Linked DNA regions of Homo sapiens: region 2 is linked to region 1. The links are chromatin loops, found by intact Hi-C in ENCODE. Cell type or tissue: A673. All regions are shown on one strand. Each heading gives the region's core, and the rest is flanking DNA. Links, peaks and the distances in the headings are about the cores only. Region 1 has its middle 38 kb from the start of SPAG16-DT. Region 2 has its middle 57 kb from the start of ERBB4.

What was found. Hi-C counts contacts between places; a loop is a spot of excess contacts. Peaks named below come from ENCODE experiments on the same cell type or tissue, not always from the same donor. Only the 100,000 strongest peaks of a DNase experiment are listed, where the experiment ranks them.
Region 2: a loop joins it to region 1, with 5 times the contacts of the local background. A loop is called at or near these places in 3 of 110 quality-filtered maps.

Annotation. Positions count from the first base shown.
Region 1 is chr2:213,237,499-213,254,587 of GRCh38, forward strand. No RefSeq gene overlaps it. Among named protein-coding and RNA genes, the nearest start is that of SPAG16-DT, 38 kb to the right of the region's middle. RefSeq lists an enhancer at 14,129-14,178. In A673, for the core only: a CTCF peak has its summit at 9,359 (motif pointing right); DNase peaks (open chromatin) are centred at 9,383 and 10,213.
Region 2 is chr2:212,587,335-212,604,423 of GRCh38, forward strand. No RefSeq gene overlaps it. Among named protein-coding and RNA genes, the nearest start is that of ERBB4, 57 kb to the left of the region's middle. In A673, for the core only: a CTCF peak has its summit at 7,916 (motif pointing right); a DNase peak (open chromatin) is centred at 7,897; H3K27ac peaks cover 653 bases.

The DNA of each region.
Region 1 (17,089 bases), core at 6,179-14,178:
AAAAACTATTAGATTAACTGTGCCGTGGTTATAGGAAAAAAGGAAAGGCATATGTTCTTACTCATACATTGATCTACCATTTCTGACCCTCATCATAAATTTATTAGTGACTATTCTGTTATACTTGTCTTGAAAAACATTCTAGATTTAAGTCAAGATTGTTTTTAAATTTTCATCATATGTGCTAAAACACCATGTTCTAAACACTTCCTAATTACTGCATATGCAAAAAAGCAATTAGAGTTACTTTATAGTTAGAAACTGGAAATAATACTTTGACTCTGGATTATAGGAAAAGGTTTAAAATTGAGAAATAATATTAGAATATGGACTATAAGGAATTAGGCTAAAAAGAGCCTTTTGTGAAATAAAAGTGAAATAAAAGTGAAATAAAAGGCAGTTTAAGCCTCAGTTTTGTTTATCAGAGACCAAGGTTGGTGACTTGTTCAGAATACCATGGAGAGAAGACAGCAGGCTGTCGTGGATGCTGGAGTTCACGAGAAAGGTACCTTGTAGAAACATGACACCCCAAATCAGCATAATTATGTGAAAGTCAAAATTTATTAGAAAGAATTGTTTCTGGGAAAAAAAGAAAAAATGACTGGGAAGGCAACAGAAAATGTGTATAAAATTAGGCAGAGAAATCTGTTTAAAAAGTACAGAAAAATCATAACAGAGAAAATAGTTTTTTGGCTGGGGCAATTGTTAATTTACTGTAACAACTGAAGTTGAGAATTGTACAAATATAAGTCTAGTAAACATGTATTCCTAACCAGCTGCCCTACATGGGCAGCATTGTAGATGTCTCCATGAGAGAAGAAAAATTGAAAATATTTTAATCTATTTTATCTTAAAATTTATTCCTATATTGAGGAGAAGTGCTAAGTCTGCCGAATTGGGAGGAACCCACCAAGAGTGCTACACAGAAATTAGTATCAATGTACCCCTATCTAAGCAGTAGGCATTTTCATGAGAAATAAATATATAATATAAATAAATTTATTATTACATACCCAGCAGCAAAGGTTTATTTCTCATGGAGACTTGATTTCTGCACTTTGATAGCTGATATATCCTAACTGCATTTGTCTCATGATTTAATGGTAAAATTTTTTATTTTCCATTAAGGTCAGGAATTTTAGTTTTGGACAATTTTTTTTTTTTTAAGAATTGCCTTCCTGGTTCCACTTTGACTCCATTACTAAATGAACATTTAAAAACTTTCTTTAAAAAAAAGCAAAAAAGAGCAAAACAAAAGAAAAACAGAAAAGCCCCTGCAGATTTCAAAAACTCTACTGAAGAAAAAAAGCAACAATGAAAGTCCTCTACTGATAACAAAAAGGGAAAACACCAGTTTGCTTGAGGAGCTAAGCTTTAGTATAACACAAGCTTACGAGCCCCTTCTAAAAAAAGTGGTCAAATGAAAATGCTTCAGAGATTGCTGGTGTATTCTTGAGAAAAAAACAGTTTGGTTGAAAGAACAGTTGCTTTCTGACTTCTGCTAAAAAGTTGAATTCCAACATAGTTGTCAGATGAAACTGTACAATCCAAATCTCCTCTTATTGACAATGGAATCTGGTTTTGGGTAAGTGACTTTATTACTCATCTGTTAGTTATTCTTTGAACAAAAGCAGTCTTGTTGCTCAACCTAAAATCGGAACAGATAAACGTGTAATACCCTTTGCACTGGGACTTGGGGTGTTGCCAAAGCCATGTTAAGAATTCAAGACTAAGTGCCATAATATTAAAGGCAGAATATCAAATTCATTCACACTTAAGGTTCATAAGCTGCAAAAATACACAAGTAATTCCTTCTCCTGAGATAACTCCATTTTAAACTTTTCTATAGTTACCAAACTGGAAAGTTTAGTTTTTCTAAAACCAAGCCATCATGTGCCTTATTGACACAAGGACAGCCAGAAATAACTCACACTAGAAAAATGGAGATTGTTTCAGAATATTATGAAATGAGACAAAATGGTCATATTTATTACACAGATTAGAATGAACTATCCACATAAAGAAGAGAAGCAGTTTGTTCCTAGTATGCGTGTTGTCAATAAATGAAAGAAACAGATGTAAACACCAAGTTCTCACATAGGTACAAAACCGAGGTGGATTTCTTACTCTACATATTTTGAAATCAGGAACAAGTATGAAGGCTTATTTTTATAACAGAACAATATTAGTTGCCAGGATTTTAGTTTTGATTTAAGAATAATTACATATTTTAAAATAGAATAAAAAAGACAAATACTATTAGTTAGTTGTTGGCTCTATTTTTATATGACTTTATGTAATAACATTCGGTTAACTTTAACTTTAACTTAAAAAAAATACTAAGCCTGCAAAATAAGTGAATGTTCAAAGGTAAAACTCTCCTTTGAGGCTGGGTGCGGTGGCTCACGCCTGTCACCCCAGCACTTTGGGAGGCTGAGGTGGGTGGTTTGCTAGGTCAGAAGTTCGAGACCAGCCTGACCAACATAGTGAAACCCCGTCTCTACTAAAAATACAAAAATTAGCCAGGCATGGTGGCTCATGCCTGTAATCCCAGCTACTCAGGAGGCTGAGGCAGGAGAATCTCTTGAACCTGGGAGGTGGAGGTTGCAGTGAGCTGAGATCGCACCACTGCACTCCAGCCTGGGCAACAAGAGCAAAGCTACGTTTCAAAAAACAAACAAACAAACAGACAAAAAACTCTCCTTTGAGAGAGCATTGCTTAGTACTCACAGGCTATTCTTTTTGGACACTTATACTTTAAAATATCGTTATTTTTGTAAGGCTCCTATTTATACATATTGCATAGAATATACAGATATGCATCAAGACATCGTAAAAAATATATAATTGGAGAAATATTTGTTAGGTGAAAATCAATAGTCATTTAAAAGTGAAACATATATTTATACACACATGTACACACACATATATTATATATTTATATACGCTCCCAACAACCCAAGAGAAATTAAAAATAGCATGCATTTTTCATTTGAATTTGTTTTGCCACACTATTTGGTTATTGAATCTCTAAAAATAGTAGATATTAAAAAAAGTTTATTGAATATTCAAAACTCAATAAACATACTTAAGTTTGACATACTAAAATAGTGCCTAACATTTAAGAGTGATTTTATTTATTTTCAGATCTCATGGATTAGTGTTTAAAACTGTGTTACTTTTATCTTAAAACCATTGTGCCAATGTAGCTCAGTCTATCTATAATTGAAAACATTTTAATTGAAAGATGATCCTTGTTCTTAAACAACATTGACCAGTGGCCTTTCCAACTTATGGAGATCTCCAGAACATAAAGAAAAGAAAGCTTACTTTAATTAAATAATATAAGTCAGCACAGTACCTTGTCTGCCTTATATGCTTAGCATCTTTCTACAACAGGTAATGATAATTTTCCCCTAATAACTGAGGTCAACAGTAGCAAATTCCAGTGCCTCTGCAGCCAGGCATGTAAGTAACCTCTGCAGTTGCTAAGTTGGTGTGGGAATTGAGATGAGAGGTTGGTATACTCTGCTTACAGGTATTTAAATTTAGTCTACATTTTTCTCAAACACTGTTCACCAGTGTTTTGCTTTCCTAACATTTTAGGCAGAGGGGCTAAATGAAAACAACAGTTGTTCTACAGTGACCTCTGTGAAAGATAAGAACAGAATGACTTGGTTAGTTTGTTAATGCAAATTCTCATCCATGCTTGGATATTCTAACTCTGTAGACCCAGGAACCCATATTTTTAGACACAGACAAGTTTATATTTCTAAGAATCTATTGTTAAAAATATACAAACGATTAAAAAATCAGATACATACTTTAAAAATAATCAATCAGAAATGACTGGCAAGTGACTGAAGATGCAGGGTTTGCTGCAATAAGAGGTATCAGATGTGAAGCAATCCTGATGTTTTAATATTGGCCAGCTATACACATTCCTATCTATTGTATTTGTTGTATATGGCTTATGGTTTTTTAAGATATAGGTGCAGTAAACAGTAGAGATCAAGAAAAAAAGTGTTTTGAGTTAAGTAGATTAATACAAATAAATCCTGAATGGTGACTGCTGATTTGTTTCAGTTCTTTTGATGTATTTTCACTTGTTTAAATGAGAGCTCCTAGAACAGATATTGGTTACAGATACTGGCACTTAACTTAGAAGCACATGTCATTGAATGACCTATGGGAAATAAACTTTTACCATGCTTTTAGAACTGATATTAGCAAGCAGTTGTCTAAGCTATATTTTTTCTCTGAATCTGCTAATTTTCATGACAACTATATTTGGTCAAGAAAATATACTATTGAAGTGATGCAACACTTCATCACTTTTCCCCCCATCTGACCTGTTTGCCTTGTTGCAACAACATTTTCAGTTTTATACCCGCAGACCATCATCCCATGCGTAGACCCTGATATTTGAAGTCAATGTTATTTCAACAACTGCATGGTTCGCGAAGGCTAGGGCGGGACGTGGAGACCCTACAAAACACTGGCTGTATGATGAGGAGAGATTCAGCAGCAAGTGGAGACCAGGTAGATAGGCAAATCTCAGAATCAAGAGGGTTTTGGCAAGAAACATTAGCCAGAAATCTATGCAGTGTAAGAGTCAAAGGGAAGAAGGTAGCTATGGACATTGGGGCTTAGAAGAAAATCTGAAGTATTAAGCAAGTGTTAGAAGAATAAGTCTGCATCTTAGTCCTAGAGCAACTACAATCCTGGATGAGAACCAAAGCAGAAGTATGGGCAGAAAGGCAGAGACCAGAATCCTCGACCAGGAGTGGGGACAAAATATCTGGTCTTAAGTGTCAAGAAGCTAAGTTTTAGAAGCTGGGTTTAAGGTCAGAATGAGACTTGATTCTGAGCTTACTCCTGGGATTCTTACAATCTTCCTGTCTAGCACCAAAGATCTGTTCCAATATCAGATACTAGAAGTCAGAGAATTTAGTTGACCTGTTCAAGATCACAAGCTAATTAGTGCTGGGGACAAAATTAGATTCCAAGTTTTCAATTCTCACACCAGGGCTCATTAGAACATGATCTGAATGAATCAGAAATGCAGATAGATATATTTAATTGTTTTTGATATGTTCATTTGTCACTACTGTTTCATAACTGCAAAGAGAATTAAAAATTTAGATCAGATTATGGAACAGATAAATTGAAGTAATTCATAGACCTATCTTGTAAAATATATATACATTTGTCTTGCAAAGGCTCAGAATTGACTGATTTTTCTGATTATTATTTATACATCTCAATGAGTTGAATATAGATGGATTCATTATAGATGGTTAATAATTATGTGATTTTCAGGTCAGAAAATTCCATTACCAGCAAATTGCTGAATAAGACATAATTTCATATATTCATCTTACTGATAGGTTTTTCTTTTTCTTTCTTTCATTATACAAAGTTGATATTAAAGAATTCTGGAGATTTTGTGTCTTGGTTTAAACTTTATTGATCTTTTATTGCCTTTATTTACGAAGTCTTTGAATTAAAAGTCTATATGGGATAAATTCTTATATTATTTGAAAATCAACCATTATCTAAAGTTATTTATGCTTTATCCAGTCATAATTAAATTTATAATTTTATGTTCTGTTTTTGTCTTATAACCTTTAAAGTTAGCATCATAGACCCTTTTTTCATACTGGAAATCGCCAACTGTTGTTTTCATTCTTGAAATTATTGCACTTCAGTCTTGCAGAATTGATATAAAGGAACTAATTTTTTGCATTAATCAAAACATAAAAACCAGTAATATTTCAGGATTGTACAAAATTTATCAGATAGTGGTACCAGCTGATGAACTGTAGTATTACAGCCCAGCTGCCTTAGATATCTCTGGGTTTTGTTTGTTTTTAAGCAGAATTGATTTTTTAAACTGTTGAATCATTGAGCTTTCTGGCCTTCATGGGTCCAGGACATTGATATTACAGTTTCATTTTACTACACAGAACCACACTGAAGAATTAAGGTGAACCTTAGACGGAGGTAGAAACTAACCTCTGAAAATCAAAGTGCTTACAGGAAGCTGCAGGTGTGGGGAGTGGGAGGAGAATGTGCCAAGGCAAGGGGAAGGGAGAGGTTTTTGAGGGAATTTCCGCCACTGAGAATATGAAGTCAGACAATTCACAGTAATAGGAGTTTTTTTGCTTTTTTTTACAAACCAAAAACAGGGAAGAAAAGAAAAGGTCAAAAATAAATGGCACGTCCAGAGACTGGGAAAGAGCTAGAAAGACGACAAAATATTACGTGATGATATCTATTAAATATATCCAAGTTGAAGTCTACACCCTTGCTACTGAAAGTGTGGCACAAGAACTAGCAACATCAGCACCAGATGGGAACTTGTCAGAAACGCAGACTCCTGGGCCCCAACCTAGAAAGATCAAACCAAGATCTGCATTTTGACAATAGCCTCCAGGCTGGTAGAATGCACATTCAGATTTGAGAGTAAAGTTTGGGGAACCTTTTTTTTTTTTTTTTAACATCAACATGAATAGAAATATACATTTAAAGTTATCAAAATTACTAGGAAATTTTTATTTAATGTTCAAATTTCACATTTTAAAATGATGAATAAATATTAGAAATCTTATCAAAATCTGTTTTACTTCTCTCAATTTTCTTCTTATAAAATTATCAAGGTATTTATAAAGCATGTTTAGTTAAAAGCACCCCATTATGTGTTTTATCATATTAAAACATTTTAATTTTTAATTGATTAAAATGAACTATGAGCCTGCTCTCTAAGTTGAAATTACATTTCTTCCTAAGTTTTGTGGCTGGATGATGCTGTTCTTTTACAACATTATTTTAAATAAATGTGTGAATACAAAGCACTGAGCTTGTTTTAAATACTCTACAAACCTGACAATGTTCTTTTTCTTGATCTGGTTACACGAGTGTGTTCAGTTTGTGTGTTAATTAATCAAGCTCTATGTTCATGATATATATACAATTTTGTGAGTGTATATAAAACATTTTAATTACAATTGTTTTCCAATTCAATAAATATTTCAACTTAATGAACATTTAATAAATAGTTCAGTAAACATTACCCTGATAAAAGAAACCTATACCAAGACAGCACATCTACTACCCTTAAAGCAGGTGTTTTGTGAGACTTTATGCATATCCCCAAAGTGCTGATATCGCTGATATTATTTGGGAAATGTCTCATTGGTGGTTTAAGGAGAGTTTCAAAATAGTCTTTAGTGTGACATCCGTCACCCCCCCGTGCTTACTTTATAGTCCCACACATCTTATTCTATTTTGTTTTGTTTTACTCATCATCCACCTTAACACAATTACCCATTAGTCTTGGCTGCAAATGTCATTTAATGCTGTTTAAAAAATTCAAATCCACCATCAAAAACAAAGTTTTCTCATAAAACAGATATTCGAAAATGTACTACCAGCATAGAAAGCAGTTCACAAATGTGAGTTCCAAAATATATTTTGGACAAGGGCAGTCAGTATCAGTGAAGTAAATGTCAATTTCCTCAAGCGTCTGTTTTCAAAAAGTTTACACTCATTTAGACATATGTAATTCTGATATATTTGTTAAAATATTTATTTTATTGTCTTGAAGATGTATGAAATAGCTCAAAAAGGAAATTGGCTAAAATCCATATTGTGTAATTTTTTTCTTTAATTTAAGATGAAAACTTGAGTACAGATAGAAACAGGTAAAGTACTTCACTATAAAAATGATAGAAGGTTCTAGATCAAGTTTTCTATTGGAAATAAAGCCACTATCATGTTTCATCAAATATTAGGACTCAGTGCCAGGGATTTTATTATACACAGGGTATGAAATACTTTATAAATCACCATATCTGCTGACATTCAATTACATTCAGTCTTATTAATATGAACTGTAGAATGTTTTTAGGTGTCTACTGGTAGTAAAACTAGCTTTTTCATTTAAAAAGCTTGGCTTTCCCACATGGCCCAAAAGTTCATATTACACCTTTAAACATCCAAGATTTTAATGCTGATTTTTTTCAATGTTTCAAACTATAGACTAATTACCTGAGTATCTTAAAGACAAACAGCTGTCCATACGCCTAGGGATGGATTAAAATATGGTAAAAGATCTTGCGCAAATCTGATAGTGATTTTTCCATGAAAAAATAATCCTTCCACATCTTTTTCTATATAATCTCTATTTATTCCAGCATAGAAAGCAGTTCACAAATGTGAGTTCCAAAATATATTTTGGACAATGGCAGTATACTGCACAATAATGTATTTTATCAAATAATAAGTGAATCTGGTGCATTTGTATAATAGTTTTGAAATCTCGGCCAGGCGTGGTGGCTCATGCTTGTAATCCCAGCACTTTGGTAGGCCGAGGCGGGCGGATCACGAGGTCAGGAGATCGAGACCATCCTGGTTAATATGGTGAAACCCCGTCTCCACTAAAAAAATTTTAAAAAATTAGCTGGGCGTGATGGCGGGCACCTGTAGTCCCAGCTACTCGGGAGGCTGAGGTAGGAGAATGGCGTGAACCTGGGAGGCGGAGCTTGCAGTGAGCCGAGATCACGCCACTGCACTCCAGCCTGGGCAACAAAGTACTTCAAACCTTTAAAATATTACCTCAGGTATGCCAATAACGTCTCAAAAAAAAAAAAAAAAAGTTTTGAAATCTCTAGGAGAGGAAACAAGTGTCCTTCTTCTTGTAATTCTACAATAATAGGCCCTGTGCAGAACCAGGCAGAGCTAAGTGATTCAACACATCACCATCCTCACACTTTCAGGTAACGTGGACTCATCTTTTCATTTTGTGTGTTCTCTTTCAACTGAAGAATCTTTATGTGCACCCTTTAGATCAGAGGTGTGAAACATTGGGTGTATCTTGAGTCACCTATAAAAACTATAAAACTGTAAGTTCCCATACCTATACTCAAGAATTCTGATTTAATGCTCTTTGCTGACACCTAGACATTGTATTATTATTATTAATATCCCTTGCAGTTCTAATATGGAGTTAGGGTTGAGAACACACTTAAAATCATGGCTGTTGAGAGCTGAAAAGCCTCTGTTTAATTTTTCATGTGATAGAAAAGAGAAGAGATAATCTTGAGAGATGTGCTTCAGGCTTACACAAATTTTATGGACATTTATATAAACCACATAATTTCTTGAGATCTATTTACATATGTATATTGTACAATATAGACATGTCCTTATATACTTGGGTGTCTATCTTATACTCCATATTTACATAGGAATGAATATTTTATTCGAATTTGGTTTAAAATAATATATTCAAAACAAAGTACTTCAAACCTTTAAAATATTATCTTAGGTATGCCAACACCTTGAGTAAGAAATACTTACGCATGACCACTAGGCGGTGCAAGTGATCCATGGTTGTAAATGGTGTAATTCAGAATTAACGTCAAATTGGCAATTATATATACATATATATACTGAAATCATTTGCTATCAGCCAATTTTTTAAAAAGAAATAAATGCTATGATTTATAGTGATAGTAATAGAAACTGCTTTCTATGCCATCTAAGCAATTTTTGCATGCCCACAACACAGTAAGGAGTTCTCTTCCTTTGAAAATATTTTTCTCTAGAGAGGTCACTTGAGTTTTCCAATTGGTTATTTTTACAGTGCAGATTAGTTAAATGGAAAGATTAAATGTTTCCAATGTCTAATTTTAAAACTATGTCTGATGCATAGTTTATTTTCTATAAAAAGTTTTATCAGAACAAAAATAACATTTATTGTTCTTATTAGTGTGAATGAGTCTGAACAGATTTAATTCTTCATTTGTTTCCTTACTTATAAAACTCAAGTTTAGAATGTGCTCAAGGTTGACAAATATTAAAATGAAATTGTGGTAGCTTTCAGAACTTGAGGAGATACATATTTTACTTAGTTTAGATTTTAAATAGTTAATTATTCTCCAAAACTTCCATTTCTTTGTAATGAAAGAGTATTCTAAAATACAAATATGGAAGTCATCTATAGTATTTAATCCAATAAACATTATGAATATCTTTTATTTTCAGGCAGAAAGTGTTGGGACTTCATGAATAAAGAAGAAATGTCCCTTATTCTCAAGGGACATGCAATTTAGTGAATTTAAAAATGTTACAATAGTGCAGATTAGGAGAGTTATCATTCCCTCTCCCCTGCACCCTGTCCCTGGTGTAGTCTTGTTATGCCTCAGGATTAAACACGTTCCCACGTGGCAAGAGTCAAAGTATCCCTCCTGTTGAACAATAGAATTCCCATGTGGCACGATGAGCTTATATGCCAAGCATGAATTCTGTCTTCCAATATTAATACTTAAGCGATATTTTTGACTTTATTGTGAAAGACAACTATGAAGGAAGCAGAGAGAAGCCTACAAACTAAACCAGAAAACTGTTTTTTAGTATTCTAAAAACCTATTTTTTTTCTTACTCAGGAACAATTTCCTAGCACTCTTTTTCTCCAGTGGCTCAGCCTGCTGGTGTCAGACTGAATTCCTCATCCACTGCTTTTTTTTCTCTCTTTTTTTTTTTTTTTTTTGAGACAGAATCTCACTCTGTTGCCCAGGCTGGAGTGTAGTGGCATGATCTTGGTTCGCTGCAAGCTCTGCCTCCTGGGTTCAAGCGATTCTCCTGCCTCAGCATCCCAAGTAGCTGAGACTACAAGCGCCCGCCACCATGCCCGGCTAATTTTTGTATTTTTAGTAGAGATGGGGTTTCACTATATTGGCTAGGCTGGTCTTGAACTCCTGACCTCAGGTGATCCACCAGCCTCGGCCTCCCAAAGTGGTAGGATTACAGGCGTGAGCAACCACGCCCAGCCTGCTTTCCTGTTGAAGACCTTCAAAGATCTCTCTGAGATTTCAAAGCCCTCCAGAATGTACTCCTTTTATGGTAACATTTATCTCCACTCCACACCTGTCCATTTATTATCATGTACAAATTTATATGCATTTTGATGTATGGGAACCTGGGCTGGATTCACTCATGATTTATGCATCAGGAAGTTAAAATGGCTTAAAGTCGTCAGAGATGAGGCTGAATATAGTTAATATTTTTTTTTTCCACTCAGAATTTTCTTGCTGTGGATAGACTACTGCAGAGTTAGTTGCATAAATGTTGATCACTCTGCTGTTTAGACTCAACTTGGGCTCAGGATTCCTGCTGCCTGGTCTTGCCTGCCACCAGCATTTCTGAATCATGTAGGTTATATGAACCCTTGACGCCCTGCCTTTTCACTTACTGTTGAGCCTTCTGATCTATGTTCTGACTTCACTAACCTGTTTGTCATCTGGTTTCACTGGGGCCTGTGGATTCTGATACTTGCTAAACTTTTTGACTTGAATCACTCCCTTGGATGCAGACACTTCCCAGTCCACTCCCATACCTGACCTGTACCTTGATTACCCAATCTTGTTGAACTAACGTGACTTCCACAGCGTGTGCATGGCACCGATACCTAACCAGCTTGTTACTGCTTGTCTCTCAGTGTGGCCTCTTCACCTTTCCCAGGCCATGCTGGGCTCTGCCACAAACACCATGGGGTTATTTTCTTATCTGTGCTCACACCCTGACATTCCTCTTTTCCACTTCATCATCTATCAAAAACATAACTCTGGCCGGGCACGGTGGCTCACGCCTGTAATCCCGGCACTTTGGGAGGCCGAGGCAGGAGAATCACGAGGTCAGGAGATTGAGACCATCCTGGCTAACACGGTGAAACCCTGTCTCTACTAAAAATACAAAAAATTAGACAGGCATGGTGGCAGGCGCCTGTAGTCCCAGCTGCTTGGGAGGCTGAGGCAGGAGAATCGCTTGAACTCAGGAGGTGGAGATTGCAGTGAACTGAGATGGCGCCACTGCACTCCAGCCTGGGCGACAGAGCAAGACTTTGTCTCAAAAACAACAACAACAACAAAAACACAACTCTGAAAACAGTTTACTTCCACTTTCAAAACATATCACAGGATCTTTCTCCTGTAAACCACAGAATTTTCTTATGCCCTGTCATCTGAAAGATTCCCCTCTCCATATCCTGGTTATTTCATTGTTGCCCAGTTTTGAGGCAGATCTTTCTTTCATTGTTTTCTGAAGCTGACAGTCTGACCTTAGCGTTGATCGAGGGTACAGGTTATTAACTTAACAGGAGCCAGTTACGATCCATGTTTGCGCTGTCTGCTGTCCGCATTTGAATTTTTTTGAAATGAGGTGTATTTCAAACAAGTTAATTGCTGTGCTGATGCTCACAGTCAGTGAATGCACCAAGAAATAAGCTAGACTTCACTTTGTAGTAGGAAAAAAACTGACTAGATAGGAAACAAAAAATAGGATTGCATTTTAGTTTCTATTGTCGTTCAGGACAGATATATGCAACCACAGAAGATAATTTGAAGGAGCAAAAATGTAAACAGAAAAATTTGAGAAAGAAATAAAGTTAACCGAGCACACTAATTTAAGTTGACTTCCGTGACTGGTGGACTAGGGGAGAGTCTTGAGGGAACCCAAAGAAAATGAATTTTAGTCTTCACAAATCCAGCATTCCTGAGTAATGGTTTGGCTTGGGGTTGAAGAAGTCAGAGTAAAATAAAGGAAGAAAATGAACTTTAGGGATCCCTAGAGAAAGGTAAAACTGTCTGAAATGGTTGGAGAGGTTTTATAATTCCTAGAGCATCCAAGTAAAACGTATCTTTAGAGAGCAAAAATGGGACATTCTACTCCATGTCAGCAACACCCCTATGTAGTTACACCCTGCCCCTCCCATTCACCTCGAGATCTGCTGCACCACCGTAAGAAAATGTCTTATCTTTCATAATAATGGCTTCTTATGGTGTTCCTACTGGCTCCTTACAGACAAAACAAACTAGAAAAAGTAAGGAGCATAGCTGTGTGTTTATAACTTTTGTGGCCATATTCATTTAACTTAAGTACTTGAGTCATGTATCAAGCATACTTTTAAGGGAATATCACAGGTAAATTACTTAACTTCTCTATGTTTCCATTTCCTAGTCTATAAAATGGAGATATTAAGGTCTAATTTATAGGATATGAGTCTAAACCATACAGAGGGTTGTTTAGCATGATACATAGAAAGCATTTGATACGTGAAATAATGAGAGTTATTATCAGCTACAGAGATTCTGGGGAAAGACTGAGACTGGGGTTCCAGTCACTGGGGCTGTTGGTTACTTTCCTAGATGAAAAATGAGAAGCAAGTTGTTTGGAGCCCACTTCAGGGGTCTAATACTCACATTGCCTGTGGCCATGCCACCCTGAGTGTGCCTAGTCGCATCTAATCTCAGCACAATCACTTGGTAACTTGGTGTCCATAAAAATATCCTGCATTTTAAAAACTATGGTAGAGTATTCTTGATTCTAAATTAAAAACCAAGCTTAACTATTGCAACCAACCAATTTCCTTATCAATTGCCCAACTGTAAAAATGATGCTATCAATAGCTTTAGCAAACATGTATACTGCTTCTGGTCATATTGTATATTTTTTAAAAAATATTCTTTGACTTAAAGCCTATTACTTTCTTCTATGCCTGTTTAATTTTTGCCATTGTCTAGGTCTATAAGGTCTTCGTGACTTCCATAACAAATGCAATTAATCTGTATGCCTTTTAATTAGAATTACATGTATGGGGTCTATTTATTCTGTGACTTCAAACTTTCTTCTATAGGATAGTTAATATATAAAGTACATTAGGGATTCACAATTACCGTTTAAAACTCATTATTGACAGTGCTTAGCAGCAATACCATAATGTTATAAACACATCTATATGTTTCTTTTACTATCTTGCTTTGTGCAGTTGTCTCCCAAAACAAATTCTCCAAATTTAACAAGGAAAATTACATTGCTAATTAGATTTAGGAAACAGCCCGGAAACTAATGAAAAAATAAACTTAGAAATACGGGACAATTAATTCAAAATTATCCATGAAATCTTTACTGCTGCCATGTAAGGTACATTTTCAATTTATTTTTTATAACGCTTGTAAAACAGTGCTTTAAGTAATATATAAGAGCATGAAGAATAACTAGTGGAAGAAAGCACAGAACGAAATTCTTGCCTATGTGGAAAGAGTCTCTTCATTTTCTTGAATATTTTAGATAAATATTACTTATATAATTTTAAGATTTCTTTTACAGTATTGGATGGAACCCCCTATTTAAGTCAGTTTGAAATAAGTGATACCATAATTTGACAGTAGATGGCACTATTGTTATTCTCTAACAATGTGCTGAGTCAGAGTGGGCTCAGCTCAAAAGACGCACATTTTTTCTTTTAAAGCAGGACTACCATCCAAGAATCAATCTTGGAAGTCACTATTCATTGGAAATGACACCAAGGTTTTATTCTTTCGCCACTCTTTCATTTAAAAGAACAAAATTTCCTTCACACCTCTACTGTTAATTGCTCTCTTGTGGTTGTCTAAAATTCTTCGATGTGTAATTTGATTTTAAATATTGTATTGCTTTTGCTGGCACAACAGAACAACATTTTACATAAATGATGCTAAGAAAAATCTATCTCTTCATGGTAAAGATACTAAAACTCTTTACTCACCTTTGATATTTCTTATCCCTCTTTAATAGTATTGCATGTATAACGTAACGGTGATCATGAAAGTTAGAGTCAACTTAATTTTTATGGGGAAGATTATCTGTGTTTACATTTTCTTGCAAATTGTTGAAATTACCTCCCTCAGCTCTTTTTGTCAATCCCAAATCCATTTACTGCTACTTTTTATCCTAAAAAAAGCAAAACAATAATAGCAACAACAACAAAAATTTAGTTCTTTACTTTTCCCTGCAATGAATGGGCTGTTTGTATTGTCCAGCTTAATACCAAGTCAGCCATTAGTGACTAATGGATTAGCAGCTTGAAAAGGTGGATATTATTGACAGGCACAAATGGATTTCTAAGCATTTCTCTAAAACTACTTGCTATTGTTCCTTTCACGGGAGCAATTAGGCATGTCAATCTTCTTTTGCAATTTTTGTTTTTGTTCCAATCAAAAAAATAGGGTTTGCAATTCTAGGATTTTCATTTTGCTTCAATCTTGGGGATCTAGTCTGCCTTTCAAGGATTTTCATAGTTGATTAATGGTGTGAAATAATGCATTGATAGAGGAATTATTTGGAAGCAATTCTAGGGTGATTATCTGTTTTTGTTTTATTTGCTATTGTGCTTTCCTTTAACTCAAAAAAGTGAAAGATAATTATTATATTTGATCTTGTGTACATGTTTGTGATTTTCTTCAACATACTAGGAGTGTCTTTTATCTGTTACAAAGACATTTTTAGTCCAAGTAATTTGGGCATAAAGGGTACACTCTATGATTCCTCTATACATTATATTTAATCCACTACTAGAGCCAAGAAAAAGCCAAATTTAAATAAGTGATTTGAAAATTTTGTATTTAAACTGAAATGGTATAAACAAAGGTGGAACATGTTTACAGGAAGATTAAAAGAGTTCCGACATTGCATTTTGTCTAGGTGCCTGGCATCAGTCAACTCTACTATTCTATAGGTATTGCTATTCTTTGTATTTATGGTTGGTATTAGCGGCAAAATAGCTTGCAGCTGGTGCTGAATGCCTCAGCCTTATTATTAGAGCTATTGAGATAAAATTATCTCTACTTTCTATTTCAAATTGGTTCAAGTCTATCAAGTTCAAGGCTTTGACCTCTTTGTTTTCATTAGAATCCATGTAAGACAAGGAATATTATCTCTGTAGGTGTTTTAGGCGCTTTATACTGTAATTCAAATAGGAGAGGTTCGTGTGTGTACCTTGGAGTGGAGCAACATTCTTATACCTCTTTGTGTCCTGTTCCTGGTATGCTGCCATATACAGGCTAGTATGTCGTTCAGCAAATTATTTGTTAAAGCTTTAAATAGGACAGCTGGCTATATAAGCCTGACAATTTGCTCTTCAAAGTTTAATCTGCCAGGGACTACTCAGTCAGCTTGTCTTTTAAGCAGGGCATTGATTCTCTCTTCCACCTTCTCTAGGGACCAAGACGTTTCCTAAAAATATTATTCTGTTCTACTTGTGCCTTGCTTTGAAAAATACCTGAAGATTCTTGTTGCTGGGTCACATTTATTTTTTAATTTGAGACTTCAGCAAGACAATACAAAAGATTAGCTGAGAAGTACAGAAACCATACATGTGTAGTGTGTGATTTTTACAATCTATAAACTTGAAAATGTGATTTATTTACATTCAGGTGATTTTAGTTATTTCTGAAGTTTCTCTCAAGCATTTGAGGTTTAAACTCAGTTAAGTTCAGGGTTTCATCTTGCTCCCTTCTGTCTGAATTGGATTTTAAATCATGAGGCTGTAGAAAGTTCTGGGGTTGCCTCAGGTTACCCAACTGTGACCTGCATCTCATGCTGCCATCTCTATTCTCCAGCTCCATTGCACTCTGGCACTAGGATCACATGCGAGGCAACTGCTTCTAGGAGTTCCAGATGTGCAGTGGGCCATTCTTTTTTCGTCTTGGATCAGCACTCTTATGTAGCGGTCTACTACTTTTCTCTCTACCTTCCTTGCTCCATCACCCACTTGACCTAAAGGAGAACAAGACCCAAGTCTTCCCATACCAGGGTGACATTCTGTCAATGTTGACTCCGTAGGTTCTCTTCTTCCACTCCTCTTGGAAGCTCTTACCTGATCTAAGAGGAAGGTGAAAAGCAAAGCAAAGCAAAACAAAGCAAACACCTTCCGCCATAGGCACTCTTCTACATAGTTTCTCTCCTTCAGACATTGATTGTTAGCCTTCTAGGGTAACATACTTGTGTGGAAGTATGAGATGGGAAGGAGGCACTTCAACTAATGCCTCTCATACCATCCCAGTATTTTTTTTGTTTTTTGTTTGTTTGTTTGTTTTTTGCTTTTTTATTTTGAGATGGAGTCTTGCTGTGTCACCAGGCTAGAGTGCAGTGGCACGATCTTGGCTCACTGCAACCTCCGCCTCCTGGGTTCAAGTGATTCCCCTACCTCAGCCTCCCAAGTAGCTGGGACTACAAGCACATGCCACCATGCCCCGCTAATTTTGTACAT
Region 2 (17,089 bases), core at 3,255-11,254, 650 kb before region 1:
CATAACCAAAGAACTTGAACTAATGGGAGCTGATATTATAGACAGTGCTGGTATGATCATTCTTGTAACTAAATCTTTGCGCAAATTATACTATCAGATATATTCCTAGCAGTAGAATTGCTGAGTCAAACACATGCATATTTTGAAGACTTTGATATGATCTGCTAATGTGTTTTTTTTGGAAATACATATTAATATTATACCTACCAGCCATACCTGGAAGCCCTCATTTCTACTCTACTATGCCAATGCTATATATTAACATATTTTAACTATTTTTTAAAATTTGAGATGAATTATATGCTTACATTTAATTTGATTACTAATAAAGTTGGACATTTTTTCATATTCTTATTGGTATTTTTAAAACATCCTTTTTATATAATCTTTGATTTTTTTGATGTTTGTGTTTTACTGATTTCTCATATATGTTGTTAACATTTTCTCAGCTTTTAAATGTATACACACAAATATACATAACAAATTATGCAACTTAAATTTTATGTATTTGAATCAATCACCTTTGTTTTTCTTTATGTATTCTATCATATTTTGAAAGACCATTTTCAAATCATGGTTGAATAACTGTTAATCATTTTTCTTTTTCAAGTCCTACACATTATAATTTTGATGAAAACTAAATGTTAACCTTTTGCCAATGATAGTGGTGAATTCCTGCACTTGCCTATGTATCTTGGGCCATGTGACTTACAATACTTTCTTACGGTAAGATTTCTGTGCTACCCACAGGTTATCAAGTGATCATTGTATTTAAGACACATATCTTATGAATTATGTATTATTACTGATTGCTAAAGTTGAAAGAAGTTAATTAACAAAGCTAGCAAGTGGTACAGTAGGCATGCAAATCTCATCTTTTGACAGTAAGTTCAGTGCAAAGCACATCTTAATAAATGTGAAATATTCTGCAAATTATTTAAGCTCTCTGGGCCTTGATTTTTTCATTTGAAATTTGGAATAATAACTGTAACCTACATGAGTCAAGGTTTATCAGAGATAGCAACGTAACAGAGTGGTTAAAAGCGAGGCATCCTTTGCCTGGTTGCCTGGGTGTGAATCCTGGTTCTGGTACCTACTGGTATGAATTTGTCCATATTCTCAATCTCCCTGTGCTTCATTTTTTTAATATATAAAATGAGCATGATAATAACAAACCTACCTCATAGAGTTGCTATGAGGTGTAAATGAGTTATTATCTGTGACACTGTAGAAGCCTATCTGGCAAAGGGAAAGTGCAAGATCAGTGTGTTTTCCACTAACTCATATATAGCACTAAGAACATGGCCTGACACTTAATAAGCATTCAATAAATACAAATAATGCCACCTCAAATGATTTCCTATATCAAAGCCACTGCCAATTCAAGAACTGCAAACTAAAAATCCTATACACGATGTTAGGTTAAATTAACATGCTTTGTGATTTTCCTTCAAGATTTCTCTTTTTCTTATAGTTTATTTAGGAAAAAATTAGGGAGAGAGGAAGATTGATGAAGGAAGAAAGGGAGAAAGGAAGAAAGGAAGGGAGAGAGTGAAAGATCAGTTGATCCTTTCCTCCCTGATCAAAGGAACGCATAAGCAAACTTCATCAACTTAGTTTCGGAAACACACCTCATAAGGACAATATATTTCCTGACCTGTTTCCAATTCCTATCTCTTCCCTTACCTGCACATTGTTGGAAGTTATCTTCACTCCTGTCACTCAAGTCCCCATGAAATAGATTTAAGTTTCATGAGCAGAGAGCAAGTACAGGGTAGTATTTCCTTGTTATTTTATATAACAAGGGTATATAACTGGGTAGTACTTTCTTGTTATTGTTATATTGTGCCTCTTAAAGAAATAGCTTCTTTTCTTATCCTCTTCAAAATCCCAGTGTGAATATTTCATTTTAATGTCTCTAAATTATACTGAATAAAAAAGCCTTTGGTATTCTTCCCAAGATCCTAAATCTATTTTTAACATGCAGCTACTACCTTTTATGATATCATTTTATATATTTTAAATGGTTATCGTGGTCTTGACTATTTGTCAAACAACCCACTAAGTACTGACAAAGCCCAAGTGTTCCTTATAATATGTGTCTCAAGAAGGTCTTTCTTATAAATACAAGTTTTCTCCTTAAATCTCCTTTAATTTTCCCCCACAAAAATGTTGATTCAATTACCACATTTAACCATAGCAGTACTGTAAATAGTCCATCATGTAGGTGATGCTCGTTGAATCATGTATTTTGAGGCCATAGCTAGCAGGACAGTGGCTATAATAATCGATCTCTTGTTCTGAAGTCCACAATCTATAACACCAAACTGCAAAGGGAATGAAAAGTACTAGTGCTCAGATGTTCTTAAGTTTTGCTCAACACAGGACATAGAAAGAAATTAAATAGTAAATAACCATTATTTCAAACTGAATCTACCAGGAACCCAGAGAGGCAGTGGGTATTCATGGTGCGATAAGGGAAACACTGAAAAATATAAAATATCTTCTACTTCCAAAATAGATTACAATTCTGTAGTGGGATAAACAAGTGACTAACCAAAGATAGACTATGATAAATACCCTAAGGGAGAAACTAATAAGTTAATTAAGTGTTCAAAGGAGGAAGTGAGTACATCTGTTGAAGGCAAAAAGAGCAGGATTTATCAACAGCATGAACCTTGGATGACCTTCAATTTTACATGAGGGCTGGAAATCAGGATTTTTATGCCGAACATCCTTTGTTAATGTTGGAAATTTGTCTTTAAAAATCAACATGTAGTGAAACAAATATATGGGCTGAATTTGGTCCAGTAACCATCAAGGTACCCTGTGTGGGACACAACAGAGACTATATCTGGAAGTACCATAAGAAGCAGCAGCACAGGATTTGGGATCAGATTGCGGAAAGTTTTCCTGCATTTAGGATATTATCCTTAATAGAGTAGGAAATGGGAACCACTGAGGGGTTGTTAACAGAGGCATGAAATGAAATTACTAAAACAATGCTTAAGAAAGTTGAAATTAGCAGCAGTATGTAGATTGGATTGGAAGGCTGAATTGAAAGGAAAGAAGTCAATTTGGAAGCTATTGTAATAGACCAACAGTAATACAATCCAGGGTGACAGAAGCAGCAATGGAGAGAAGACACAGGGATGGTGGCTAGAATGTACAAATACATGCAAAGTTCTTAGCATCCTGTTCATGTTAATCCTTTCTTCCTAACACAATGCAATTCCATGGGAAAATTCATTTCGTTTTTGAAAGGGAGTGTAGCCTCTGGAGCACTTTGGGAGACCGAGGCAGGCAGATTGCCTGAGTTCAGGAGTTCGCGACAAGCCTGAGCAACACAGTGAAACCCTGTCTCTACTAAAATACAAAAAATTAGCTGAGCGTGGCAGCATGCGCCTGTAATCCCAGCTGCTCAGGAGGCTGAGGCAGGAGAATTGCTTGAACCTGGGAGGCACAGGTTGCAGTGAACTGAGATTGTGCCACTGCACTCCAGCCTAGGCGACAGAGTGGGACTCCGTCTCCAAAAAAAACAAAAAAGAAAAATCTGGAAACTGGCCGTCCAGATTCTAATTTTGACTTCCCCTCTTACCAAATGTATAACTTGTGGAAATTGACCAAACCTCTCTATTCTCAATATCTCAATTTCCTAGCTTAAAATGTGGTTAGGGTAGTCCTTGTAGGATTGTTAGATTCCCTGACTTTCTCTTTCTCTTCCTGTATATATATGAAACTGTTCTCTGTCACAAAGTAGGCATTATGATAAGTGGTCACCTATTTAAAACAATACAAACCACTGGAGTAGATAATCACTTTTCATGTATATAGCATCTACCTACTGACTGCTTTTACCAATCCTATTCACCTCCCTCTTTAAAATTGTCCCATAAAATGTAAGACTTCAAATTATATTGTGCCATATATATATATATACATATATATATATACACATATATATATATACATATATATACATATATATACATATATATATACACATATATATATACATATATATATACATATATATATATATATATATAGCGCCACACAATATATGAGAGATACAATTTCAAAGAAAAGAGGATTTCCACCAACCCTTTGGTGAGAATTACTTTTTCTTCATTACCTTTGTAAGTTGGAAGCTAACTTTCAGCCACAACATAGGCTGATAGAGAAATATAGATTTTTTTTCCTAAATATACAGGTACACACACACTACAAATATACTATAGATAAAATATGGCTACTGCTCTAAATTGTAAGCTCTTGTTTTCATTTTATTGATTCCATAATACCAAGTAGAGTGTGTATTCATAAACCTCACTTAATATGTTCATGTTTTCATTATACCGAAATAAATTTCTCCTATTTGAAGTTCCCCATTCTAAGATTTTTGAAAAAAGGGACTTGACTCAGTGGTATGGGAAAGAGCAGGACAAGAACACTTTATTCTCTCACCTATTCCTTTTATTACCCTTTAAATCAGAGGCGTCTAACTCCCTCCTCCCTCAAGGTACCCTGAACCCATGTCTAAGGTACCATGGTTGTTTGCTATGTAACCATTGCCTCGAGGGGGATTTACAACTCAAAGTGTTCAGATCCCACTTGCTTTTTTTTTTCTTTTCTTTTTTTTTGACAGATTTTGCTCCATTGTCCAGGCTGGAGTGCAGTAGCGTGATCTCGACTCACTGCAAACTCAACTTCCAAGCGATTCTCCTGCCTCAGCCTCCCAAGTAGCTGGGATTACAGGCACACACCACCAAGTCTGGCTAATTTTTATATTTTTAGTAGAGACAAGGTTTCACCCTGTTGGCCAGCTGGTCTTGAACTCCTGAACTCAAGAGATCTTCCTCTCTCGGCCTCCCAAAGTGCTGGGATTACAGGCATGAGCCACCACACCCAGGACTACTGGCTTTTTTTGTTTAATTTAAATCAGCATTTATTGGGTGTTGCCTGTATCCAAGAGAGCCAGGCATCCTGGGCAGACAGAAAGGTAAATTAGACCCCTGCATTTTGTACTGTACCATTAACAAAACAAATCTAGAAAATCTTAGGAACAATTGTTAAGTGTTACAATTGTCAATTTTAGCTATAAAAAATGATAACTCCAATATGTCTTTCGAATTAAGGAGATAAAATAGCTGCAAAATATAACTTAAAGTTTAAGAAATATTTAACTTGTTAGCTCTTAACAGAGATTTTACTTACAGAGGCAAGAAATGAAATTACTAAAACAATGCTTAAGAAAGTTGAAATTAGCAGCAGTATGTAAATTGGATTGGAAAGCTGAATTTAAAGGAAAGAAGTCAATTTGGAAGCTGTTGTAACAGACCAACAGGAATACAATCCAGGGTGACAGAAGCAGCAATGGAGAGAAGACACAGGGATGGTGGCTAGAATGTAGAAATACATACTTATGGTGATTTCTATATGAAAGTTTATACACTTGCCAAAAAACACAATTTTGCTTTGACATAATTGTTGAGTTTCTTGGACAGAAACCAACCAACAAATCAACCAACAGGTTCAGCTGCTTACTCAGCCACTCCTGGTTCAAATAAACCTGACGCATCTTTTGTGAAACTTGATTCATCTTGGCATTTATATCTAGAGTATCCCTTATCTCCCAGCATACCATATGAACTTTTTGGGTTCTGTCTTTGTGCTGAATTAGGGATTCTCTTTGTATCCTCATTAGTTAAATTTGCTATCTTGCCTTCAAAAATACACATTTAACAATTCTAATCTAATAGTAATGAGGGGTCTAGAAGAAAAGTCCTCCCATTTTAATTACAGAAAATTTCTGGGGTTCTTTTTGGAGATAGGGTCTCACTATGTTACCCAGGCTGGTCATGAACTCCTGGCCTCCAGGGATCCTCCCACCTCCAACTCCCAAAATGCCAAGATTACAGATGAGTGCCACCACATCTGGCCTAGAAAAGGGTTTTGATTGCATAATCCATTCACTACTTTTCATTGAAATTACTGGACCCTTAAACTGTGAAATCATATCTCTTTTAAGAAAGTGATAACTTTTTTACATGTATATTACAAAAAAAAAATTAGGGATCAAAAATGTTGCAATTGTTATTTTAAAGTAGGTGATTGCCTTTTGAATCTTTTATTTTTGCAAAATTTTCTCTTCTTGATGTTGTAGGTGCCTATGGTGCACAGAGCACAAAGCATTGAGTAACACTGAGTAGTATAATGTAGACCATACAATATAAAGAAGGAGAAATGAAAAGAAATAACTAAGGGAAAACAATAGTAGCAGCTAATGAACTAACTGTGGTTTATAAGACAGATAATTTTGGGAAGGAATGGTAATATGGTATTGGAGGAATAAAAGAGTTACCCAAGAAAGCACAAATCTCTCTACTTAATAACCAGAATAGTGTTCACTAGACTACAAATTATATTTCTTGGGGGAAAATGATAACCTATCTCCCATTAAACATTGATAAATTAGCCTAAGTTTAAAAATGATAAAGCTAAGTTACTTTTATATTCTGTTTCAGGAAATTAAATAGGAAAATCATTTTCTCACGAATGAGAACTATTCTTTCCTTCCAAGTTTATTTGTATTGTCATTGGATAACTCTGAATAAATTAAAACAAAAATAGCAAAAATAATATGGAAATAATACTGGACTTTGAGACTAAAGATTTTGGTTCCCTTGCTGGATCTCTGCCTAGTATTGTGTGATTTTCATCTTATGACTTAACTTCGTCAGCTTCAGTTTCTCCTACTATAACAAATGGGGGAAAAAAAATAATGTAAAAGATGTTAAAAGATAGAGCCAACTGATACCTTTGTATTCCCAGCACATAACAGAATGCCAGAAACATAAACAATGTTTAATAAGTACATTAAAAATAAATTTATAAAATGGGCATAAAATCACTTTGCAGCATTGGTATAAAGATCAAATGAAAGCAATCAGATGCAATGATTTTTAAATCTGGAACATTTTATATGTAAATAAACATATAAACATATAAAATATTTCAATGTTATCTCATGACTAACAAAATGTATTTTATATTGCATAAAGTTTTGTAAACAGCCTTAATTTATTTTTAAATATATTCTCAGTATGTATATTTAATGTTACATATATATACATATTATTCAATTTATCTAAGCTCTCATGTCCTCACCTGTAAATTAAGGCCTTGTGTTAATTATCTTCAATAATCTATTCTAGTTGTATCTTTTACAGATAATTCGTGATATAATATTTTATATAAATATTAAATGAATTTATTACATAAATAGATTAAATATTAGGCAAATTAGAATTTTGTTTCACCTAAATAGTATTTTTAAGTAAACATAAATGTCACATGACTATTTTTTATCTCATGGAATACTTGATTTATTATAATATAGAAACAAAAATTACAATAAACCTATCAAAACCCAAAATTCTAAAAACTATCAACATTTATGCAAAAAACATTCAAAAATTATACAAAGCCAAAATTTCAAGACATCTATCAAAAACTTTATTAATCATTGACAATGAGATAAAAATGGTCTGATTTGCTTTTGAAAGTGAAGAAATCGTGTTTGACAAAAACTGAGCATACGTTTTGGGAAATAATGAGAAACAGAACTGTTGGGGAAAATAGAATATAATAATCCCTTGAAAAATTGTAAACAGGAATAACATATCGGCATGCAGCGAGGCCAGAGTTAAGGAGAACAGCTAGGAAAGAGTTGCAGTCACTAATGTGGCACTCGTGGGAACCTAAAAGGGGTATTATAAGAGACCAATCCTGCAGATATAACTAATATATGATCCCTCATTTCTCTCTAATCAACCTAAAAACATGTCTATTCTTATCTTCCTTCAGATCCAGTGACATAATTTTGCAGGCACTAGATGTCACTGTTCTACTTAAGCAAAATAAAATCTAGTCATTCTCAAGTCGTAATTGCATCTACCTGTATGTAAATCTGAGACTGCTTTGTTTCAGATCATTTCATAAATCACTAGGGATTTGTACCTACTGCAATCCGAAGAAGAACCAGCTCTGTAGTTCTCTGACAATTTCTAAGAGTCTTTTTTGCACAGAACAAGTAAAATAAAAAATTTAATTCTACAGAAAAATGAGAACAAAATAAAACTAGAATCCCTTCTTCAGCATTTGTCTATAACCTATTTGTCTTGTTAAACTATCTATAGAGAACAATGTATAATTTTTTATTTTTATCTGTCCAGGATCCATAGTTGCACCTTTGAACTCTACTTTGAAATTCCCAACTGGGGCTAATCATGAAGATACCATATTGTTAGTTTCATGCTAAAATCCTAAGGGACTAATCTGTCTTCTCTCTGCCTGCTGAGTTAAGTTTGCTCAACTCAAAGTCCCACTCTTTGGGACTTTGAATCTTGAGTGAATGGTGCAAGGACATAGGACTGTTGGAGGTGGGTTTTTTTTTTTTTTTTTTTTTTAGGAGCCGTGTGGGATGCTAGGCTGGTCAGACTGACTGCTCTTGCTAGGGGACTCTCACCGTACTTCTTGTGGCTGATTGGTCTAGAGCCCCCTTGATTCCCAGGTGTTTCTAAACCTGGGCCTCAGCTTCTTGTTGAGTCTATGACCTACCTACCCTAACACCACCACAACCCCAACACACACATGATAGCCTTACAATAAATCTCCTTTTCCTTATGGTAGCCAGGTCAGATTTTGTTGCTTGCAACTACACAAAACAAAACAAAAACATAAATCCACATCTTGAAAAACAACACAAGTTCTTTGTGATATAAAACTATCAGCTTTGCCTTGTCAAGCTCACACTTGTTGAACTTCTGGGGTTGGGAGAAGCATAAAGGAATAGGTTCTCAAGAAAGAAATTTACAAAATATATACCTGGTCACGTAAGACCTTGATTCTAAACTCTAGCAGATGTTTTTTCCTGGAAGTATCCAGGCAGTTAATTATCCCGAATCTCTAAGATTCTAGTTTTTGGACACCAGTCTTTGTATACTCTACTTGGCATCATCTTGGGAGATCTGAAGGAAATGAAAAAGAAAACAACAGTATTGTGAAAATTACTGATAATAGAGGCAGCTGTCAGGGGATCCATGGAAACTGCAGGACACAGGCTGGAATTTTACAACTGACACACGGCCCAGCAGCATGGAAAGAAAACTGACTTGGGTGCAGCTTCCTGCCAGAATTATGTCTGTTATGATTTTTTCTGAGAGGTAGGAAGGTAAGGGACTTCGGCCACAGGCACACCAGGTTTCTATCCCCAACTCAGCTAGTTGTTAGTCATACTAACTTAAAACAATGTACTAGTTCTCTGATTCCCAATTTTTTTTTCTTGAAAATAATGTCATTTCTCATGGAATTGCGAGGCATACATGGAAATGGTATTTCATTCCCTCTTCTCTGTCTCTTCCCCCACTTTTTCTCACTCCAAGGAACCTGGTCTGGAGATGTCAGATGTGGGTAAGCCAAATAGGTGACTGACAGTGAATGGATTGTGAAAAGGAATCACACGTGCAGCACTCTGGGACAGTCATAGGATTACAGTACTAACTTTTAGAGCCTGAGAGAATCTTACTGATCTCATACATTTGAGGAAGGAACCAAAGCTGAGAATTTTAGGGTATTTTCCAAGCTAATTAATAACCAGAAGCATGTATTTAACAAGGGCCTTATTTCATACAAATTTCCAGTCCATTTTTATATTACTAAAAAATATGATCTGAAAATGCGATCCATTAAAAAAATTTTTGTGACATAATGACCCCGTCCGAGAGCATTTGAATTTTAAAGTACTGACAGGCAGATGAATATAAAATATTATTTGGGTGGTGTTTTTTTACACAGGGGGCATCCCTAGCTATCTTCAAATAACATAATGCAAGTGTCCACCTATCTGAACAGGCGTAACAACTGGAGTCTGCAGAGACTGCAAAGGCAAAAATATCTGAAGGTTCATTTCTTTTCTTTTCTATATTTTTTCAGTTTTGAAAATTAGAAAATACAGAAAAGTATAAAGAAGAAAATAAAAGTCTTTCTAATTTGACCAACTAGAAATAAACTGTTAAATTATTGCTTCATCTTGTCCTCCCACTTTTTCACTTTTTCTTGTTTTTCTCTTTCTCTCCCTCTTTTTTTTTTTTTTTTTTTTTTTTTTGGAGACACAGTTTTGTTCTGTCACCCAGGCTAGAGTGCAGTGGCTCAATCTCGGCTCACTGCAACCTCTGCCTCCAGGGTTCAAGCAATTCTCCTGCCTCAGCCTGCAGAGTAGCTGGGATTACAAGCATGCACCACCATGCTCAGCTAATTTTTGTATTTTTAGTAGAGATGGGGTTTCACCATGTTGGCCAGGCTGGTCTCAAACTCCTGGCCTAAAGTGATCCACCTGCCTCGGCCTCCCAAAGTGCTGGGATTACAGATGTGAGCCATCACCCCCGGCTGTTTTCTCTCGCTCTTGCTCTCTCTATGAATATTTCACAAAAATGTGATTATGCAATGCATATGCTTCATAACCCTTCATACTTAGGTCAGATTCAAGGCAGGGTTAATTTCAAGTGAGTAATAACCAGAAAATTCACTGTATTTCCTAGTTTATAAAGTAATTTCTGGTACATTAGCTCATTTATAGTTTTTAACCATAGGTCTTTGAGAGGGAAGGCAGCAAATTATATATTTTTTAGAAAAGGGTGGAGTTACATCAATAAGCACAAGTCTCTCCTTTTATCCAGAAGGATCATTATAGAGAAGAAAATACTAGGACAATGGAGAGTGATTCTTTGCACTCTATATGAAAAAGTAAAATATTCCTCCCAATAAATATTGGTTTCACAAGGAAAAAAAAGTTATATTATGTCAGATAAAAGGTGACTAGTAGGGAAACAGAATGTATAATGCCATGCAGCCCTGGTGTCTCACTATGTTGCACAAACGTGGCATTAAATATCTATAGTAAAGTAATATTAATAGTTCCAAAAAGGCAAAGAAATTTTAAATCTTCTGTGCATATTAGTCTAGAAATATAAAGGGTAAATAAAAGAGAAAGAGTGAAATTCAAAGATAGACACGAATACACTTTAGATGTTAAAATAATGTGTATGTTTGATTATAGAAGTGAATTAGTCTTCAGTGTTGCCTTTTAAAAAATTTTTTTAAAGCGTGTATATTCAATGAAGCCAGCAGCCACATTTGTCTGGTATACTGGTGTATCTCGAATGCTTATACCTTAGAATGTCTCTAGTACTTAGCACTTTCCTGCAACAAAGGAGCTGCTTAAATATGTTTAACAAATATATTCACCTCATCATATTTTCACAAAATAAGAAGAATAGAAGTAACTCAAATAGTCCATATTCCAAAAATAGCATATTTATGACACTAAAATTAATTTTAATTTTTTAAAATTATGCATCGATTCATGAACATACACTTACAATATTTTTAGAAATCCCACTTTCTACAATGCATTATGCTGTATGCAAAGGAAAAGCAGACACTGTTCCTGCCTTCAAAGAGCAGAATCACCGATTAAAAATGTGTCTGACATTCTGAGAAATATACCTTTGAAAGTAAATAATGAAGCTATTTAGAAAAGACTCAGCTTTTAACATCTGGCCGGCAAATTTCTCATTTTGCTTCCCATTAATGGACCCTTTCCTGATTTTAACTTCATGCTGGGACTTCATGACTGGGCTCTCGGGATTCTTAATGCATAATAGATTTAAATTTATGTTAAAGAAATGGATCCAGGACTTCAAGGGAAATCTGGTTGGAACTACATATGGTAAGTGAGATTCTAAATCTATGATAAGGAAAAGGTGGATAAAATACTGGGTGGATGGGGTAGAGACACCTAAGACAGTAACAAGCATAAACAGGGAAGATCAAAGGTTATAAAACAAATACTTACTTATCTTATAATTTACCTATAGTTTTCCCTGCTGGTCAATGTAGGTTGGCTGACAATGAAATGAGATAAAATACACAAGTTTCTTAATTTTCACACAGTGCCTAATAGGAAAAATCTTAAAGAGATATTTATTGTATTTCCATGTGTGTTATATCATAAAATGTTATTGAAACACTTTTAAAATCTATGGCCAGGAATCATTTTGAAATGATTGGGAACTCTATACTGTTTCTCTCATTCCATCAAATGAAATTTCTTCTTTTCTGTTTTTATGTGTCCTATCATTTATTATACTGTATTGGAGAACAAACAGAACATCTAGCCTTTTTTGATTAATGGTATAAGGACTAACAACTGAATGAGGAAAATCATTTATTAATTGCTATAGATAGCAAACAGTATAGATTTTCAAGTACAGTAGCTTGTCCTAACCCTGCCCACAAGCAAGAGAAAGCCTCAGAAGGAAGCTGATAGAACATTTGCAGAAAAAAAGATCAATGTTAACAGTGTTATGGCATTCCTCAGCACACTGTGGCACAAAGGTCATATAGATTCTCAGCCAAGGCAGAATATCTTAAAAATTTCTTGGAAGGGCAAGGCCAATACTTATTTAAAAAATTAAATATAAGGTAATGCTGAAGACTTTTATATGTTCTGCTAGTGTGTGTATTTGTGTGCCTCTGTAAGGTTGAATAGAGCTGAAGAATTAGTTTTGTTTTCTAAGGTAACTCGTTTAATTTGATTTTTTTTTAAAGATAGTAGCCACAGAATCCCGCGAAATCCAATTTTCTGTCCATGTTTCTAAAACTCTTGATGTTTATGATAAATTTATTGCAAAGGATAGAAATGTATTACTGTGCTTTCCATGCACAAAACTCAAATCATTAGAAAAGGATTTAGTTAAAAGAGGCCACAAAAAGTTCTATTGGGAATTGAAGTTTGGCCTTGGAATGGATGTGGGATAAGGAATACAATTCTGACATTCTTCTCATTCACAAGCTACATTTATAATTAATATTTAAAAGTTTCTAATTAAAAATGAAAATACAATGATTAATCATCTAAATTGATTGTGGTGAGGGGAAGGAATAGAAATGTGTATGCTTCTTTTGGGGATTACATCATACACACTTTCTCATGGAAGGCTGTAGCTCTTAGTTTTTCAATTATTCTTCCATCCTCTACCTTTCAACCAACGACATCAAATACAGCAACACTGATCATCTGTGATGGATTTATTTTAGTGACTCTTCACTTAGCCCAAATTGCTTCTGCCCACCACTGGAATTACAGATATGTTGCAATGGGCCAAGACACTTGGTCATAAAACAATTCCTTCTCAAAGCCCACAAAAGAATGATCAGGAATACAGCAGGGGAGAAGATAGTGAAAAACAATGCTGGGTTCTTGAGAATACACCTGCTACATTTTTCTATGGTAATCTATTCTTCCCATCCTATGTGAAATTCTTTATCTATAACTGTGTACATGTTCATCCACATTGGGAAAATCCCTGAAAGACCATGTAAGATTACCTGGTGAGCTAGTATGTGAAGAATGTAATTTATTTTAACTCAATGAAATGCACTTTAAATTTCTTTCTTTCAAAACATGAAATGGAAGTGCAGCTTCAAAGTTTTAAAATTGATTGTGAAATAATTTTGGACAAGTCTTCTAAGAAGAAAGAAAGAAAAACCAGAACTAGTTGGCATTTCCTGACTGTAATCTTACTGCTTAATTTATATAGGCACTAGAGTACTAACCTATTGCATAAATTCACCTACAAAATTGTTCAATATGTGCACCCACATGGATGACTTCATGTTTCATAAACATGTTGAACACATCAAACATTCAAACAAATCCAGGAAATCTTGGAGTTCAAATACCATGTTGAGTTTTTTGACACAAACAAATATTGTTTATAAACAGCTGGTGAACGGTTATTATGAAGTATGGCAAAAGAAATATGTGGAAGGAATAAGCATTATCCTCATCTTTTTTCCAGAGCAATCTAAAGCGCATAGTCCAACATTTGAACATAGCAAACAGTTAATTTATAAAGAAATGATTCATATATTCTATGTGAGAATTTGAAGAATAACCAGGAAGCTTCCTCAGCACTCTAAGTAGCCATTATTAATGATGATAATAGGTACCATTTAGTGAATACCTACATCATAGAAAGTCCCAGGCACTTTACACATGCATTTGTCTCATTATCTTGTTAATTTCCACCCTACCCACCTCTAAGAAAGTTACAGTGAAAAATTAATTTAATTTTCAACTTTCAGTGAGAGGCCAACAGAAATTTAAAAAAAAAAATGGTAATCTTGCCATGCCAATTGCTAATTAGTGTCATTCAGCTGTGCCCATGTAGACGCTCTGTACCACAGCAGAATAATAAAACTAGGTCATTGCAGACCACAAAGGGCCTTGTGGTAGATCAATCCCAAAGTAGCAAGGAATCTGAGAGATCATCTAATATGATGCTTTCATTTTAAAGATCAGAAAACTAAAGCCCAAAGAGTTTGTTTGATTTGTCCAAAGTCAGACAGTGAGTCAGTGGTGCAAATAAGATTATGTATTATAATTAATGAGTTAATTCAGAAACGAAGATAATTTTCAATGTTAGCTTTTTCCCCAAAGGCTAAGACTTATTCAATTTCTTTAAAAAGTAATTCATATCTTCAGAAATTATATTTTTTATTTGGTTTATGTTTATTGTGTGTGTGTGTGTGTTTTGTGTGTCACTAAAGATCAGAAGTGTCACCAATTGATTAGAAGGGTCACACATCAGAAAAGATTCTTCTTTCAGTTTTACTGATACTTTTGAATAGTTTAAATCTATTTCAAGTCTCCTTGAAATCTACATGCATCAATCTGTATGCCAGAGACAAATGATGTGCTCCGTCTTGCCTACATAATAGTGAGTTCATCAGCCGTAAAGGAATAGCAAGTGAGGTACGGTTTATTTCCTCTGCAGCCAAATGGATAATTTTAAGGCTTATTAAAATTATAATTTCAGTTTAAATGGCTGAATGAGGATGGTGGCAGTTTTCCCAGATGGTTTCTTTTAGTATCATATTTATTACCACAAAAATGTCATTAATTATCTGCTGAAATTTTCATCATAATGATGATGGTAAACGAATAACAATTTTTTCAAGGAATACAAGAAAGCTATTAATTTTGCCAAACAAAACAGCAAGGAAGTAATGTTTATTTATAAGTAATTAAATGAAAGTTAGATGATAAGCTAAATTTTTTGTTATTCTGTCACCAATGCAAAAGTGTAAACATCAAATTGTTAATGTAACTATTTCTTTAGAGTAAATCTTACAAGATAACATGCATATTGAGTTTGAGACTTTTCTCAGCATAATTACATGATATTATTGGTAGTATGATGGTAAACTCTGGCGTTGAATTATCTAAAGTAGTATACAGGTCCATCAATAGTTTGAAAAGTTTTAAAAGTTAAACAACAAATAAGGATACAAAAATATTTGCAACAGATCTAAAAAAATGTACATATACTAAATGATTAATTTCTAAAAGCCCAACCTTTCTAATGAAGGAAATTAGGTTTAAAGCAAGATATCCTTTCACCTGTCAAATCAACAGATTTTAAGAATAATATTATTGAATTTATTGAATGCATAAATGTGATAATACTGGTCTGACTAAAGCAGTACCCTCAACACTACTAGAAAGAATAAATTACCACATCTTTTTAAGAAGAAAGTTTAGGCTGGATGCAGTGGCTCACACCTGTAATCCCAGCACTTTGGGAGGCCGAGGTGGGCGGATCACCTGAGGCCAGGAGTTCAAGACCAGCCTGGCCAACATGGTGAAACTCCATGTCTACTAAAAGAAAATAAATGCAAAAATTAGCCGGGTGTGACGGTGCATGCCTGTACTCCTAGCTACTGGGGAGGCTGAGGCAGGAGAATCGCTTGAGCCTGGGAGGTGGAGGTTGCAGTGAGCCGAGAATGCGCCACTGCACTCCAACCTGGGCAACAGAGTAAGACTCCGTCTCAAAAAAAAAAAAAAAAAAGAAGAAAAAAAGAGAAAGAAAAAAATTAGCTTGGAATATAAGAAGTGTCACCTTTTGAAAGTGGTATCAGTGGAGATCTGTAGGTTTTAGAATTTTAGATGCTTGTTATTTTCCTTTGTGTACATTTCCATATTTTCCAAATTCTCTACAATGGGTACTTACATAATTTGTAGTTAAAAGTAAACAAAACCCAGTGTTTTAAAGGCAATTAGGCTTCTACATTTTGCCCTATAAAGTCACAGCATTGAAGACATTTTTTTCCAAGTTGGAGAAAAAAGAAAGAGAAACTTGCCAACTCTAAAATCACTACTAGTATTTGAGCTTAACAGCGCTCACCCACTTTCTTCTTATAGCACTTTGTCTCTGAAAAATGTTAAGGACCTATTTTCTCTAACATGTTCATGAGTAGATCCCTTTCTTCTTTTCTCTGCCTTTAATATTCTCCTTATCAACAAATCATTTCTAAATAGTCCTGTATTGAAGGTATTTACAAGGTATTAGGATTAGTAAGAGATATGAAATCCTGGCTCAGACCCCCATTCCCTGCCCCATAGTACTCTTATTTATGTTAGAGAGGTAGGATTTACAATTTAGAAAATAACATGGTAGGTTTCAAATGAGTGGTACATTACAACTTTTACTTCATCCCCAAATAATGTATTTTTACACGATGCAGGTAACTCATATGCCTTTTAAAATTAGCCTCAGAACACATGTTGTTACTTATCTCAAGACGACTTTCTGTGGAAAAACTTCTGTCAGATCCAAATACCATAAATACTTATCCATTCCATCAGTAATTGGTGGGTTTTTAATCTCAAAAATATTTTAAACTGCAAAATTGATTTTTGAAAAAGTCCCTTTTTTAGTTACTGGAAAATTTACAGCTATATTTGTGGTCTGCTCCAGTGGCTGTGTCAAGTATAAGCATGTATTTTTGCTTCAACTTTTGTTCAACTCTTTTGGCTGCCAGCTTTGTTTCCATTAATTTGCCTCAAGTTTAAATTGGGCTCCCTTCTTTATTTTATGTGTCTTTATAAACCACATTAATTCCTTCCTAAAGAATATAATATTGTGGTACTTATTCAAGATGGATGACTAGAAGCAGCTAG